Linked DNA regions of Homo sapiens: region 2 is linked to region 1. A link is an interaction called in ENCODE POLR2A ChIA-PET data of the cell type or tissue named here. Cell type or tissue: PC-9. All regions are shown on one strand. Links, peaks and the distances in the headings refer to the core of each region. The heading gives the core; the rest is flanking DNA.

Region 1 (8,185 bases), core at 1,890-6,889:
CATGTTTCCCCACCTTCACCATTTACCTAGTTAACACCAATTCAATCCTTCCTTTAGATCAAATATCACTACTTGTGGAACTCTCTAAAACCCACCATATGTCAGGATCCCTACCACATGTCCTTAGAGAACTAACCACCTGGCTGGGTGCAGTGGCTTACGCCTGTAATCCCAGCACTTTGGGAAGCCGAGGTGGGCGGATCACGAGGTCAGGAGTTCGAGACCAGCCTGGCCAACATGGCAAAATCCCACCTCTACTAAAAATCCAAAAAATTAGCTGGGTGTGGTGGCAGGCACCTGTAATCCCAGCTGCTTGGGAGGCTGAGGCAGGAGAATTGCTTGAACCCGGGAGGTGGAGGTTGCAGTGAGCCGAGATCACGCCATTGCACTCCAACCTGGATGACAGTGCAAGACTCCATCTCAAAAAAAAAAAAAAAAAGAGATAGAGCAAACTAACCACCTTTCCTCCATAGAACTTACTAACTTACTACAGTTTGCAAATATACAATTATTTGAGTCTTGAGTTGATTAATGTCTGTCTCCCCAAGTAAACCATAAGTTTCATTAAGGCAGGAACAGTGTTTGCTTTTTATCTCTATTGAAAACCAGTGTCTATAATAAGAGTGAATGAGAGGTGGTGAATTCACAAAGGGCCTTGTACCTCATACTAGGGTTTGTTTTTTTGTTTTGTTTTGTTTTGTTTTGAGATGGAGCTTCACTCTTGTTGCCCAGGCTGGAGTGCAATGGTGCGATCTCGGCTCACCACAACCTCCGCTCCCCGGGTTCAAGAGATTCTCCTGCCTCAGCCTCTCGAGTAGCTGGGATTACAGGCATGCACCACCACACCCATCTAATTTATTGTATTTTTAGTAGAGATGGGGTTTCTCCATGTTGGACAGGCTGGTCTTGAACTTCCGACCTCAGGTGATCAGCCCGCCTTGGCCTCCCAAAGTGCTGGGATTACAAGCGTGAGCCACCACGCCCGGCCATACTAGGGGTCTTGAATGTTATCCTCGGGATAATGAGAAACTGCTTATAGTTTTAAAGCAGGGAAGTGACTTGATCAGGTTTTTGTTTTTAGAAAAGATAATGTCACATGCCAAAGGAAGACAGAATTGAGGGGATGAGATGAGATGGGGGATATAGAACTCAGTTTGGAAGCCATTGTAACAGCTCAGGCAAAAAATAATGAGGATGTGAGCTATGTTATCGTTATCTCCTCTGGGCCAGCTATCTCTCAACTCATTCATCTCTCAACTCATTCCACAAATGATTTGAAGTAACTCACCACAAGAAAGCAATAAAATTGTAAAATTAAATAAACACAACTTTAAAATCAGGATGAGAGAAGTGAAGATCAGGAAGTTAAAACTGAGGAACCCTGTTGAGGGGAGAAATGAAAGAGGAGAAATTATTAACAATAGAGTACAGACATGGAAGCCACAGGTCACATGCAACTGAGCTGTGAAAAGGGACACCCAGTTTTTATTGAACAAAAGGAAAAGATATACTCATGCTTCAGTTATGGACTTGGATGGTAGTAGAGGTTGAATATTCATTATCCAATATGCTTGAAACCAGAAGTGTTTTGAAATTATGATTTTTCCAAATTTTGGAATATTTGCATTATACAAATTGAGCATCTCTAATCCAAAAATCCAGAATTCAAAATGCTTCAAAATCTGAAACTTTTTGAGTGCCAACTTTTCGGATTAGGGATACTAGACCTATATTAGAAATGGGGAGAAGAGGATAAATTTGAGGGATTAAAGAGGTATTACAGAACAGATAGGAATTAGTGATTAGAAGCCCTATAATAGTACCAACTTGCGGAGCAGAAGGAAGAGAATGAAGTTTTTGGACATGGTGAATTTGAGGTACCCATGAACCATCAAGGTGGAGGCAGCTGGGCAGTTTTATCTCAATGTTTCCTCCTTCATCCCTGCTCTGTTTCACCTCACCAAGCGTTTCCTCTATGTTGGAGCCACACCTAAGCATTTCCACATAGATTCAAAGTTCTGTGTCTTTGAGCCTTCTGCTCCTCAGTTTTATAATCTTTTTCCACTTGACCAACTCATACTCACTCTTCACAATACAAGTCAAATGTCATTTTCTGAGAAAAGAAAAGCTGTCCCCCTCACCACCACCCCCGCCCCGCCTACAGAAACTCCCTTTCTTCTCTGTGCCCCCGCAATGCTTTGGACACTCAACTCCCGACAAACATGCTTTAGGGAAAATCCATGGGAGCAGAAAGAAAGGAAAATCTGTGCTATCGAGACCTGGGAGTAGGAGGGTTCATTACATGAAGCCCAGAAGAGAGGTAGGAAAAACTCCACTGATACAGATGAGAGCAATAAGCAAAGCAGAGACCTTGAGGGATGCATTGTCAGAGGCCAGCTATCAGCTATCAGAAGCGAGGAGGGTCCTGATAGCTCCAGGCTCAGAGCAGCCTGGGAAGCACACTTGGGGAAGGATAGCCTGAAGGCCTGCCAGCCTAGGCCTGGAGTCTACATGGCTCAGCCTAAACCAAGCCCAGACAGGGGAGGGTGGGGCTGGGCCTCCTCCCAGCCCAGTAGCCCAGGGATGACTCAGGGCTTGGCATCAGCTCCAGTACTTGGCAGTTTGTGCTAGAAGAGTGATTGTTAGCTCTGTTCTGAGATTGGGGGTAACTCTAACTTTTCCATTGTTTTTAAAATCCCCCTCTGTTTGCCCTGGAGTTATGAGTGGCTATTTAAATCCCTTCATGGTGTTCTGACACCTACAGGGAAAAGTCCAAATTCCTTAACAGGGCATATATGATCAGTCTCATCTCTTGTCCCATCACCCTGCTCTCCAGTAATCCCAAGCCCTGGATTGGACTGAAAAGCCATGTTGTCTGCCTCCTCTGGGTCATTGGACATGTTTCCACTGCCTAGAATGTCATTCCCCTAATGGCTTCCCCCACTTACCAGGAGAACTATTACTTTTATTCTAGTCTCAGCTCACCTCATCTGAGAAGTCCCTGACCATAGCTGCTTCCTCAGTCTGAATTTGATTCCCCCTGCCCTGAGCTGCCACTGTCCCTTGAGCTTCCTTTTTTCTTTGTACTCAAATAGTATTTGTGGGATAAATAAAACATAATGTCCTTTTTATGGGATTATGGGGGTCAGAGAGGTGGTTGGTCAGTGATACGCAGTTCTGAGACGACGGAGCTGGGCATAATGATGTGCTAAGTTTGAACCCCAGCTCTGCCACTAATAAACTGTATGATCTTGAATCAGTTATTTTACCTCTCTAGGCCTCCATCTTTCCATCTGTTTGATGGTGGGATAGGACTAAGAAGTGTCTATGGTCCCTTCCAGCTCTGATATCCTAGGATTTAGGGGAAAAGGTAAAGGAACTCATGGGAGAGAAGGAAAGAATATATGAAAGCCAGCCTACCACCACAAAGGATGTTACAGATTTAATTGGCAAGCATCCTGTGACCTTTTCAGCCTGGCAGGTACTGCTTATTATTTATAACATTCCATCCTGAAGTGCTATACATATCACTGAGCCCTTTTGCTAATGTTATTCCATTTTGCAGCAGCCAGTGAGAGAGGCAGAACAAGGATTTAAAAGCTGGCCCCATTTTACAGAAGAGAAAACTGAGGGAGAGAAAAAAGTGGTTGTCCCAATCAGTGCTCAAATAACTTAAGGTCTAAATACTTGCAGTCACCCTGTGTAGGGTGACCAACATTTCCAGTTTGCTGGGAATGCAGAACTTTCCGTTTCAAAACCAGGAAAGTCCCAGGCAAACCAGAAAGTTAGGTCACCTTACATAGGTAATTAGCTTTCCAGCCCTCAATCACCCTTGAGACAATGGGTTGTAGCCAGGGAGCAATGGAGTAATACCATACCTTCCCAGTGGGTCCCACCTGACAGGGGACCAAGAAGCTAATCCAGCCCCTTTTTCTTCTCCCTCAAACTAGATTACATCTAACTAGGCTTCTCTTGGTTTAGTGATTCATAGCCCTGGCTGCACATTAGAATCACTTGGGAAGTTTTATAAAAACAACTATATCTGGACACCACCCCAGGCCAATTAAATTAGAACTTTCTAGCTTGAGTACAGTTGCTAGAACTTTCTAGCATCAATATTTTTAAAAGCTCTCTGGGTGATTCGAATGTGCGCTGGGCCTAGGAACTATGGAGCCTAGCTGGTTCTAAGATTTAACCACAGAGTACTTGGGCCCTTGAATAGAAAAACCCCTCCCCAAACGTCTCCTCCCACTCTTGCCTTGCCCAGCCTCCCAGCCTACAAATCTTCCTCTAGACACTCAGAAGCAGTCCTGTGCAGAATACAGAAGCCCTTCCCTACCCCTCCCCTTTCCTGGCAGCTTAAGGTGATCCTCTTCCCGGAATCATTGGCATTTTTGCAAAGGAATTTTGGAAAGCATTCAAGATTCAAAGTACAAAGCACTAATGAAAAATCAGACATTGGGGAGGTATCTTGAAACAAGGGAATAGGTCTAGTGCCCTTGGGAATCACACCACCTAGGTAACCACCTACCTATTCACCCTAATAACAGAGCCAATTTAAGCTCTCTGACTCAGAAGAAGGGAAGAGGAGGGAGGAATTCTAATCTAAGGGCTAGAAGACCTGCAGTTTCCACAGGTCAGATGCTCTGAGATAAGGGAGAAGCGAGTGGGATGGGGTGGCTAGGGAGGGGAGATCTCTCTGAGGGGATAGGGGTGGGAAGCTAAGCTGACTGGCCTTTGCTCTAACTCACAGCAGATCCCATTGGTTTTTTTTCCCTGAGGCCCCTGCCCTTGACTTTCCCATCAGCCTCAGGCAGGCCATGCACGTCCACATTTGTCAAGTCTGAGCCTCTCAAAAACTAGAAAAGAATGGACTCAGAGGTCATCTAACTCCCTGACCATCTCCTTACACACCTTCAGTGATGAGAAGCTCACTCCCAGTCCCTAGCTAGACAGCCTACTCAATCACAGGAGAGCTAGGGATTCAAAGAGCTGCATTTATATAAGTCAAAATCAGTTTCCCTGAGATTTACATTCTCTCTGGCCCAGATCCTTCAACTGTTTCCCTGACTTGAGTTCCACTCCCTCTCAGCCTACTTGCTTCCCTCTGGACAGACTCCAGTTTGTCACTTGTTTGTGTGACTTGTCTATGACTTGTGTCGCTTTGTGTGGTATGCCATGCCCAAACCTGGACCCTGGCGGACTCTGCCCAATGTACCTCCTTTCTTCCAAAATAATATATTTATTAGTATAATCCAGGATAACACACACACACACACACACACACACACACACACACACCATAATGTACACTCTACATTCTGGTTTATAACCTGCTTTTTTTCACTCAACAGTATTCTTGGGCATCTTTGCATGCCAATTAATATAGGTCTATTTCACCATTTTATGTGGCTTCATAGTGTTTCATTGCATGGATGTATTATAGTTTATTTAACCATTCTGCTAACAAAGGACACTGAGTTGTTTTCGTTTCTTTCTTTTTTTTTTTTTTTTTTTGAGATGGAGTTTCGCTCTTGTTGCCCAGGCTAGAGTGCAATGGCACACTCTCGGCTCACCGCAACCTCCGCCTTCTAGGTTCAAGCGATTCTCCTGCCTCAGCCTCCCGAGTAGCTGGGATTACAGGCATTCACCACCACACCCAGCTAATTTTGTATTTTTGGTAGAGACAGGGTTTCTCCATGTTGGTCACGCTGGTCTCGAACTCCCAACCTCAGGTGATCCACCTGCCTTGGCCTCCCAAAGTGCTGGGACTACAGGCATGAGCCACCGCGCCCGGCCAACACTGAGTTGTTTTCAATTTTACACTATCAAACAATTTTATGATAAATAACCTTAGGCATATATTTCTACACGCTTAGCTATATTTATTCCTCAGTAAACAAATTTTAAATTTTGATACATGATTTCAGTCTCCAGAGACAGTTTTCTAGCTTCCATTTCCATGAGAAATGGATACAAGAGCTATTATCCCCACATGCTCATCAACACTTGGTATCATCAGTCATTTTACTCTCTGTCAATATGCTAAAATATATATATATATATATATATATATATATATATATATATATATATATATACTTCACTTTTTTTTTTTTTTTGAGACCGAGTCTCACTCTGTTGCCCAGGCTGGAGTGCAGTGGCGTGATCTCGGCTCACTGAAACCTCTGCCTCCCAGGCTCAAGTGATTCTCCTGCCTCAGCCTCCCGAGTAGCTGGGATTACAGGCGCACACCTCCATGCCCAGCTAATTTTTGTATTTTTAGTAGAGACGGGGTTTTGCCATGTTTGCCACGCTGGTCTCAAACTCCTGACCTCAAGTGATCTGCCTGCCTTGGCCTCCCAAAGTGCTGGGATTACAGGCGTGAGCAACCACACCCAGCCTATCATTTGTCTTTTGAATTTGCTTTAACTTTTGCAACACAAAATAATTTTTATTTTACATTTATGTAGTCAACTGTACCACTAAAATAATACTTATTTTATTATTTCTGTCTTATGCCAAGATTTATTTATTTATTTATAGACAGATTCTTGCTCTGTCCCCCAGGCTGGAGTGCAATGGCGCGACCTTGGCTCACTGCAACCTCCGCCTCCCGGGTTCAAGCAATTCTCGTTCCTTAGCCTTCCAAGAAGCTGGAATTACAGGCATGAGCCACCACGCCCAGCTAATTTTTGTATTCTTAGTAGAGACAGAGTTTTGCCATGTTGCCCAGGCTGATCTGGGACTCCTGGCCTCAAGCAATCTGCCCACCTCGGCCTCTCAAAGTGCTGAGATTACAGATGTGAGCCACTGCGCCTGGCTCTGTGCTAAGATTATAAAATTATTAATACATATTTCCTTCTAGTACATTTAGGCTATCATACCTTTCCTCCTTTCTCTGCCCTCCATCAGAACTCACCATCTGCTACCCACTCCCCTCTGCTTCCTACTAGACTGATAAATTAAAGCTGATAAACTGAGATATGATAATATCAGGCCACGGAGTATGCTGTTCTGATATTTTAATAGTGAATTATTGGAGAAGCTAGTGTTATCCCACAGAAGTATCTCTCTAACGGTGACATTTTGTTTGTTTGTTTTGTTGAGATGGAGTCTCACTCTTGTTGCTCAGGCTGGAGTGCAATGGCACTACCTCGGCTCACTGCAACCTCCACCTCCCAGGTTCAAGCGTTCTCCTGCATTAGCCTCCCGAGTAGCTGGGATTACATGTGCCTGCCACCATGCCCAGCTAATTTTTTTTTATTTATTTTTAGTAGAGACGGGGTTTCACTATGTTAGCCAGGCTGGTCTCAAACTCCTGACCTCATGATCCACCCACCTTGGCCTCCCAAAGTGCTGGGATTATAGGCCTGAGCCACCACGCCCAGCCAATGGTGACATTTTGAGTGCTGAAACAGGAACGTGAGGGAAATGATTTGGAGGCAGCAGATTCAGGGAGGTGGGGTGGTGTAATGGAAAGTGTATCAAGTTTAAAGATGAACAAATCTGCATTTTGAGTCCCCACACTAGCTGTGTGATGTTGACAATTTATGTCCCCTCCTAAGACCCCCTTTCTTTATCCATAAAATAAGAAGACTACCATGTGTTCTTTATGATTGTCACCTGTTTGCCATGTGTGTCCTTCCTTTCTGGTCTCATTCACTGGGGCACCCCTAGCATCTAGCACAGCACCTGGCAGATAGTAGGTGCTCAGTAAATGTTTATAATCTGAATTAATGGATACGTGAGAAAGTAGCTGGCAAACAGTAAGTCCTGTGTATAATGGTTCCCGTGCTTACCTTCCCTCTCAGAATCCTCCCAGATCAGGCCTAGCCTTCAGCTACCTCTCATGAAAGGAAGCTCTTAAATTTCTACTCCCTCCGACATCAAATAGTAAGGGACTGCCTTCTGCTTCCTGATTAAGATGTTGAGGTAGCCAAGAATCCCTGTACTAAGGAGGATCTGGAGGCAAAGGGGGACTTCACTCTGTTTCCCTTGGTGGAGCAGGTCATGCTGTCCAGGAGGTGCCAGTCTTCTCTAAGAGCAACACACAATACCCACATGCTGGCTTAGAAACCAGGAACCCTGGAGTCCACACCCTTCCCACTTCCCTGGCAGACAGCAAACCTCCAATTTGGGAGATTCCGATTTGGGTTCTGGCTCTTTCGCTTATTTACCCTGC
Region 2 (8,185 bases), core at 2,008-7,007, 280 kb before region 1:
GTCTGCAGGCTTTGAAGGGCCCAAGCTGACAAGATCAGAGGCAGTGCCCCAGCATGGCATCACTGTTTTCCCAAGGTGTGGTCAGACTGCTTCTTTAACAGGGACTCCGATTCATTCCTCCTCAATGGGTGAGACTTCCCAGCTGGTGCCTCCAGTCACCCCCACTTACTCATATTCTATGAACAGAGCTCTGATCTCTCCCTAGGGTGGAGTGCCTGAGGGCAGGGCAGGCCACCACGTTGGTTGTTTGGAAGACTTGATGACAGCCATTCCAGCCAGAGGGTTTTGGAGAGTCCAAGTCAATAGGGGCAGAGGCGGTTCTGCAGCATGACAAGGCAGTTTTGTCAAGGCATGGTCAGACTTCTTTTTTAAATGGAAACCTGATCCACTTCCCCTTATAGGGCATATCCTCCCAGCTGGGGCCTCCATCTATCCTCTTCCATATTCTAAGAACAGAGTTCTGATATCTCCCTGGGATGGAGTGCCCAGGGGGCAGGGCAGACCTCCACATTGGCTGTTTGGATATCTAAGCCAGTCAAGCCTGTGGGCCTTGGGGAGCCCAAATTGCTCAGGGGCTGAAGGGATCCCCAACACACCACAGCTGCTCTACCAAAAATCAGCCAGATTGCTTTCTTAAGTGGGTCCCTTATCCTTTCCTCCTGACTGGATGAGACCTCCCAACGGGGATCTCTAGCCACTTCCTACAGGCACATTTGGGCAGCCAACATGTCAGTGCCCCACTAGGATGGAGATTTCAGAGAAAGGGGCACGCTTCCATCTCTGTTGCTTTGTAGACTTCACTTGTGATACCTCCAGGTATGGGAAAAACTGAGGACTAGGGGTCGGGAGTGGGCCCCCAATGAACCAGAACAGCCCTATGGAAGAGTAGCCAGGCTGCCAAAAACAAACAAACAACAAAAACAAAATCCCCCAAAAAAACCCCATCCAAAAGACAGCAACCTCATAGATCAAAGGTAGATAATCTCACAAAGATGAAAAGGAATCAGTGCAAAAATGCTGAAAACTCAAAACTCTAGAGTATCCCCTTTCGTCCCAATGACTACAACACCTCTCCAGCAAGGGTTCAGAACTGGGCTGAGGATGAAATGGCTGAAATAACAGAAGTAGGATTCAGAATGTGGATAAAAATGAACTTTGCTGAGCTAAAAAAAAAAAAAAAAAAAAAGCATGTTGTAATTCAACACAAAGAAAGTAAGAAGCAAAATAAAAGAATGCAGAAGCTGACAACCAAAATAGCCAGTATAGAGAGAAACATAACCAACCTGACAGAGCTAAAAAACACACTAGGAGAACTTCACAATGCAATCACATGTATTAATAGCAGAATAGACCAAGTGGAGGAAAATATATCAGTTTGAAGGCTGTCTTTCTGAAATAACACAGACAGACAAGAATAGAGAAAATAATTAGAAAGAATGAACAAAACCTCTGAGAAATATGGGATTATGTAAAGAGACAAAATTTATGACTGATTGGGGTACCTGGAAAAGACAGTGATAATGGAACCAATCTGGAAAACATATTTGAGAATATCATCCAAAAGGAAGTATCCAACCTAGCAAGACAGGCCAACAATTCAAATTCAGAAAATGTGCAGAGCCTCAGTAACATGTTCCCAAGAGAAGATCATTCTCAAGACACATAGTTATCAGATTTTCAAGGAGGAAATGAAAGGAAAAAAATGTTAAGGGCAGCCAGAGAGAAAGGCCAGATCACCCTCAAAGGGAAGCCTGACTAAAAGCAGACCTGTCAGTGGAAACCCTACAAGCCAGAAGAGATTGAGGGTCAATATTCAACATTCTAAACAAATAAAATAAAGTAAAATAATAAATACATAAAAATTTTCAATCCAGAGTATCATACCTGGCCAAAATAAGCTTCATAAACAAAGGAGAAATAAGATCCTTTTCAGAGAAGCAAATGCTGAGGGAATTCATCACAAGACCTGCCTTGTAAGAGCTCCCGAAGGAAGTGCAAAATGTGAAAAAGAAAAACCATTAGCAGCTATTACAAAAACACACTGAAGTACACAGACAAGTGGCACTATGAAGCAACCACAAAAACAAGTCTGCAAAATAACAAGCTAGCCTCAAGATGACAGGATCAAATCTACACATAACAATACTAACTTTAAATGGCAATGGGGTAAATGCTCCAATTAGAAGACGCAGAATGGCAAGCTGGATAAAGAACCAAAACCCATCAGTACACTGTCTTCAAGGAACCCATCTTACATGCAAAGACACACACAGGCTCAAAATAAAGGAATAAAGGAAAATTTACCAAGCAAATGCAAAACAGAAAAAAAGCAGAAGTTTCAATCCTAGTTTCTGACAAAACAGAGTTTAAACCAACAAAGATCAAAAAAGACAAAGAAAGGTATTACATAATGGTAAAGGATTCCATTCAACAAGAAGAGCTAACTATTCTAAGTACATATGCTCCCAATACAGGAGCACCTACATTCTTTAAGCAAGTTCTTAGAGAAATTCAAAGAGACTTAGACTCCCATACAATAATAATGGGAGACTTTAACACCCCGGTGACAATATCAGACAGATCGAGACAGAAAATTAACAAAGACATTCAGGACCTGAAGTTAGTTCTGGATCAAGTGGACTTGATAAATATTTACAGGACTCTCCACCCCAAAACAAAAGAATATACATTCTTCTCATTTCCAAGTGGTACTTAGTCTAAAATTAATTACATAATTAGAAGTAAAACACTCCCCAGCAAATGCAAAATAGCTGAGATCATAACAGTCTCTCAGACCACAGCATCTTCAAATAAGAACTTAAAATTAAGAAATTCATTCAAAATCACACAACTACATGGAAATTGAACAACATACTACTGAATAACTCCTAGGTAAATAAAAAATTAAGGCAGAAATCAAGAAGTTCTTTGAAACTAATGAGAACAAAGAGACAACGTACCAGAATGTCTGGGATGCAGCTAAGCAGTGATGAGGGAAATGTATAGCAATAAATATCCACACCAAAAAGCTAGAAAGATCTCAAGTTAACAACGTAACATCACAGCCAAAAGAACTAGATAACCAAGAGCAAACAAATCCCAAAGCTAGCAGAAGACCAGAAATAACGAACATCAGAGCAGAACTGAAGGAGCTAGACACAAAGAAACCTTCAAAAAAAATCAACGAATCTAGGAGTTGGCTTTTTGAAAAAAATAGTAAGATAGACTAAAGACAGAAAATTCAAATAAACACAATCAGAAATGATAAGGGGAATATCACCACTGACTCCACAGAAATTAAAAAAAAACCATCAGAGAATATTATAAACATCTCTATGCACATAAACTAAAAAATCTAGAAGAAATTGATGAATTCCTGGACACATACACCCTCCCAAGATTGAACCAGGAAGAAATTAAATTTCTGAAAAAAACCAATAACGAGTTTTGAAATTGAGGCAGTAATAAATAGTCTACCAACCAAAAAAAGCCCAAGACCAGATGGATTCACAGCTGAATTTTACCTGTGGTACACAGAAGAGCTGGTATCTTTCTTACTAAAACTATCCCAGAAAAATGAAAAGGAGAGACTCCTCTCTAATTCATTCTATATGGCCAGCATCATCCTGATACCAAAACCCATCAGAGACACAACAAAAAAATAAAACTTCAGGCCAATATCTCTGATTAATATTGATGAAAAAATCCTCAAAAAACTACTGGCAAACCAAATCCAACAGCACATTGAAAAGCATATTCACCATGATGAGGTAGGCTTCATCCCCAGGATGCAAGATAGGTTCAACATATGCAAATCAATAAATGTAATTCAGGAGGAAGATGGTGGATAGGAGGCAGTACTAACTTGCAGCTCCTGCTCAGACATACAGAACAGCATGTGGAGACTCACATCTTGAACTTTTGCTCCAGGAACTACCACAGGAACACATGAGAAAAAAACAAAAGAATTAACAGGCCATTTGAAAGAGGCTTGTCACTGCAACTCCGTGAGACAGCCAAAAAACTTTGAGTGCCCAAAGCGTGAGACAAAGAAAGTACACCTCCAAACACACATCCTCACCAGGAAACCTGAAAATCCTGGTCACAAAAGAAGAATTTAACCTTACTTAGAGATGAAATGAATTTAGAGAGCAGAAGGAAATATAAAAGTAAAAGAAGCAATGGGAACAGAACTGTAGGCACTCTTGGCACCCAAAAAAGCCTAAAGAAGCCATTTCTGACTTTATCACATAGAAGCCCTTGGGGAGAGCTGCCAGTAAATTGGAGAAAGAACACAGGGAGAAGGAAACTTTCAGCTGAACTTTGTAATATTTCTACCAAATGTGAATTTACCTGGAGAGAATTGGGGGACAGGGGGAGTTGAACAGGAAGTGCAGTCATGAGCATGGAAGCCACAGAAGGTGGAAAGGAGTGAAGCCCTGCTTGCTTTCTCACTGGGGAGGCTTGTAGCCTAGAGCAAGTTCCCAGCCCTGCTCACTGGCTGCCTGGATATAAACTCAATTCTGTTGGGGAAGCATAGCAGGAGTGAGACTTGTTGTTCTGGCTATGTGGAAGCTGGGTGAGACTTGTCACTGCCAGTTTTTTTCACACTTCCCAGGAAACCTGTATGATGCAGCAGAGGCAGCCATAATACCCCAGGAATGTAACTCCATCAGCCTGAGAAATACAACTCCACTGAAATACAACTCCACTCCCCACAGCAGCTGCAGGAAGCCTCACCCAAGGAGAGTCTGAGCTCAGACATGCCTAAACCTGACCCGACCTGATGGTCTTTCTCTACAAGCCTCCCCAACCCCCACCATAGCAAAAGACAAAAGACATAATCTCCTGGGAGCTCTATGGCCTTTCCCACTATCTGAGAAACCTGAATATTTATCCAGGCAACCCTAGGGCAAGCTTGTATTCTCCCTATACTACAGCAGCTGATGCTCTCTTGAAAGCACCACCTCCTGGCTGGAGGCCAGGCAAATTGAACCCTTACAGCAATTCATGACAGAAAAATTTTATCCCGAGAAAAGAAATCAACAGCTAACTCCACTGCCTGTAACATCCTGACTAACCAGAGGTCCTGAGTCTATCGACATGACAATTTTACTGCCAGCACAACCAGCACTTGAGAAAACCAGCACAGTAAATAAAACTACAACCAAGGTCCCACACAGAGTGCGCTTCACTGCCCTGATACCTCCACTGGAGCAGGTGCAGGTATCCATGGCTGAGAGAACTGAAGACAGATCACATCACAGGACTTTTTGCAAATACTCCCCTGTACCAGCCCAGAGCACAGTAGCTATGCTGAGTGACTAAACCCAGAAAAGAAATAACAATCATTGCAGTCTGGTTCTTAGGAAGCCCCATCCCTAAGGGAAGCGGAAGGGCACCACATCAAGGGATCACCCTATGGGACAAGAGAATCTGAAGAGCTACCTGGGAGCCCCAGATCTTTCCTCTGAAATAGTATATCTAAATGAGAAGGAACCGGAAAAACAATTCTGGTAATATAAGAAAACAAGCTTCTTTAACACGCAGAAAAGATCACACTAGCTCACCAGCAATGGATCCAAACAAAGAATACATCTCTGAATTGCCAGAAAAAGAATTAAGAAAGTCAATTATTAAGCTACTCAAGAAGGCACCAGAGAAAGGTAAATATCAACTTAAAGAAATGTTTTGTTTTTTGTTTTTTTGAGATGGAGTCTCGCTCTATTGCCCAGGCTGGAGTGCAGTGGCGCGATCTGGGCTCACTGCAAGCTCGGCCTCCTAGGTTCATGCCATTCTCTTGCCTCAGCCTCCCGAGTAGCTGGGACTACAGGTGCCCACCACCACACCTGGCTAATTTTTTGTATTTTTTAGTAGAGACAGGGTTTCACCCTGTTAGCCAGGATGGTCTCTATCCCCTGACCTCGTGATCCACTGGCCTCGACCTCCCAAAGTGCTGGGATTACAGGCATGAGCCACCACGTTTGGCCTAAAGAAATGTTTTAAATGATACAGTGTATGAATGAAAAAATCTCCAGAAGAATAGATGGCATAAATTTAAAACAATCACAACTTCTGGAAATGAAAGACACATTTAGAGAAATGCAAAATACACGGGAAAAACTCAACAATAAAATGGAACAAGTAGAAAGAACTTCAGAACTTGAAGACAAGGCTTTTGAATTAACCCAATCAAACAGAGATAAAGAAAAAATAATTTTAAAATATAAACAAACCCTCCAAGAAGTTTGGGATTGTGTTAAATGAACAAACTTAGGAATAATTGGTGTTCTTGAGGAGGAAGAGAAAGCTAAACGTTTGGAAAGCATATTGGAGGGAATAATTGAAGGAAACTTCCCTGGCCTTGCTAGAGATCCAGACATCCAAATACAAGAAGCTCAAAGAACACCTGGGAAATTCATCTCAAAAAGATCATTGCCTAGGCACATAGTTCTCAGGTTATCTAAAGAGAAGATGAAGAAAAGTTCTTAAGAGCTGTGAGGCAAAAGCATCAGGTAACCTATTTAAAAACACCTTTTAGATTAACAACAGATTTCTCAGCAGAAACCCTAAAGCCTGTAAGTGATTGGGGTCCTATTTTTAGCCTCTTTAAACAAAGCAGTTGTCAGGCAATAATTTTATATCCAGCAAAACTAAGCTTTATAAATGAAGGAAAGGTACAGTCTTTTTCAGACAAATAAATACTGAGAGAATTCACCACTATCAAGCCAGTATTACAAGAGCTGTTAAAAGGAGCTCTAATCTTGAAACAAAACCTCAAAGTACACCAAAATAGAACCTTCTTAGAGCATAAATCTTACAGAACCTATAAAACAATAGCACAATGAAAAAAAAACCTAGCACAATGAATAGAATAGTATTCTATCACATCTCAATACTGACACTGAATTTAAGTGGCCTAAATGCTCCACTCAATAGATACAGAACAGCAGAATGGATAAGAATTCATCAACCAAGTATTTGTTTTCCTTGAGAGACTGACCTAACACATGAGGACTCAAATAATCTTAAGGTAAAAGCATGGAAAACAAACATTCCATGCAAATGGAAACCGAAAGTAAGCAGGAGTAGCTATTCTTATATCCGAAAAAAAAGACATAAAACAACAATTAAAAAAGACAAAGAGGGACATTATATAATGATAAAAGGATTAAACCAACAGGAAAATATCACAATTGGAAATATATATGCACCTAACACTGGAGCTCCAAAATTTATAAAACAATGAACACTAAACCTAAGAAACAAGATGGGCAGCAATGCAGTAATAGTGAGGGACTTCAAAACTCCACTCAGAGCACTAGCCAGGTCATCACCACAGAAAGTCAGCAAAGAAACAATGGACTTAAACTATACCCTACAATAAATGGACTTAACAGATATTTACAGAACATTCTACCTAACAACTGCAGAATATACCTTCTATTCATCAGCACATGGAACATTCGCCAAGACAGACTACATGATAGGCCACAAAAGAAGTCTCAACAAATTTTTAAAAATCGAAATTATATCAAGTACTCTCTCAGACCACTGTGGAATAACATAGGAAATCAACACTGAGAATAACCCTCAAAACCATGCAAATACACGGAAATTAAATAACTTGCTTCTGAATGATTGTTGGGTCAAGAATAAAATCAAGAAGGAAATGAAAAAAATTGACTGAATGATAATAGTAAAAAACAAAACAAAACAAAACAAAACAAGAAACCTATCAAAACTTCCGAGATACAGTAAAAGCAGTGCTGTGAGGAAAGTTTATGGCATTAAATGCCTATATCAAAAGTCTGAAAGAGCATGAATAGACAATCTATGGTCACACCTCAAGAAACTAAAGAAACAAAAACAAACCAAACCCAAAGCCAGCAGAAGAAAAGAAATAACAAATATGACAGCAGAACTAAAGGAAATTGAAAAAAAAAAAAAACAAAAGATAAATGAAACAAAGAGCTGATTCTTTGAAAAGAAAAACAAAATTGACAGACCATTAGTGAGATTATCCAAGAAAAGAAGAGAGAAGATCCAAATAAGCTCAATTAGAAATGAAACAGGAAATATTACAACTGATACCACAGAAATACAAAACATCATTCAAGGCTACTATGAAATACTTTATGTGCATAAACTAAAAAACCTAGAAGAGAAGAATAAATTCCTGAAA

What was found. Peaks named below come from ENCODE experiments on the same cell type or tissue, not always from the same donor. Only the 100,000 strongest peaks of a DNase experiment are listed, where the experiment ranks them.
Region 2: POLR2A ChIA-PET joins it to region 1 with 6 read pairs; 2 of 35 experiments call an interaction of 5 or more read pairs at or near these places.

What each region holds. Positions count from the first base shown.
Region 1 is chrX:65,639,467-65,647,651 of GRCh38, reverse strand. It overlaps a transcript of MSN not described here. Among named protein-coding and RNA genes, the nearest start is that of MSN, 24 kb to the left of the region's middle. In PC-9, for the core only: no CTCF peak of the experiment used is centred there; DNase peaks (open chromatin) are centred at 2,551, 3,831 and 4,481; H3K27ac peaks cover 3,041 bases.
Region 2 is chrX:65,917,293-65,925,477 of GRCh38, reverse strand. No RefSeq gene overlaps it. Among named protein-coding and RNA genes, the nearest start is that of MIR223HG, 94 kb to the left of the region's middle. In PC-9, for the core only: no CTCF peak of the experiment used is centred there; no DNase peak of the experiment used is centred there.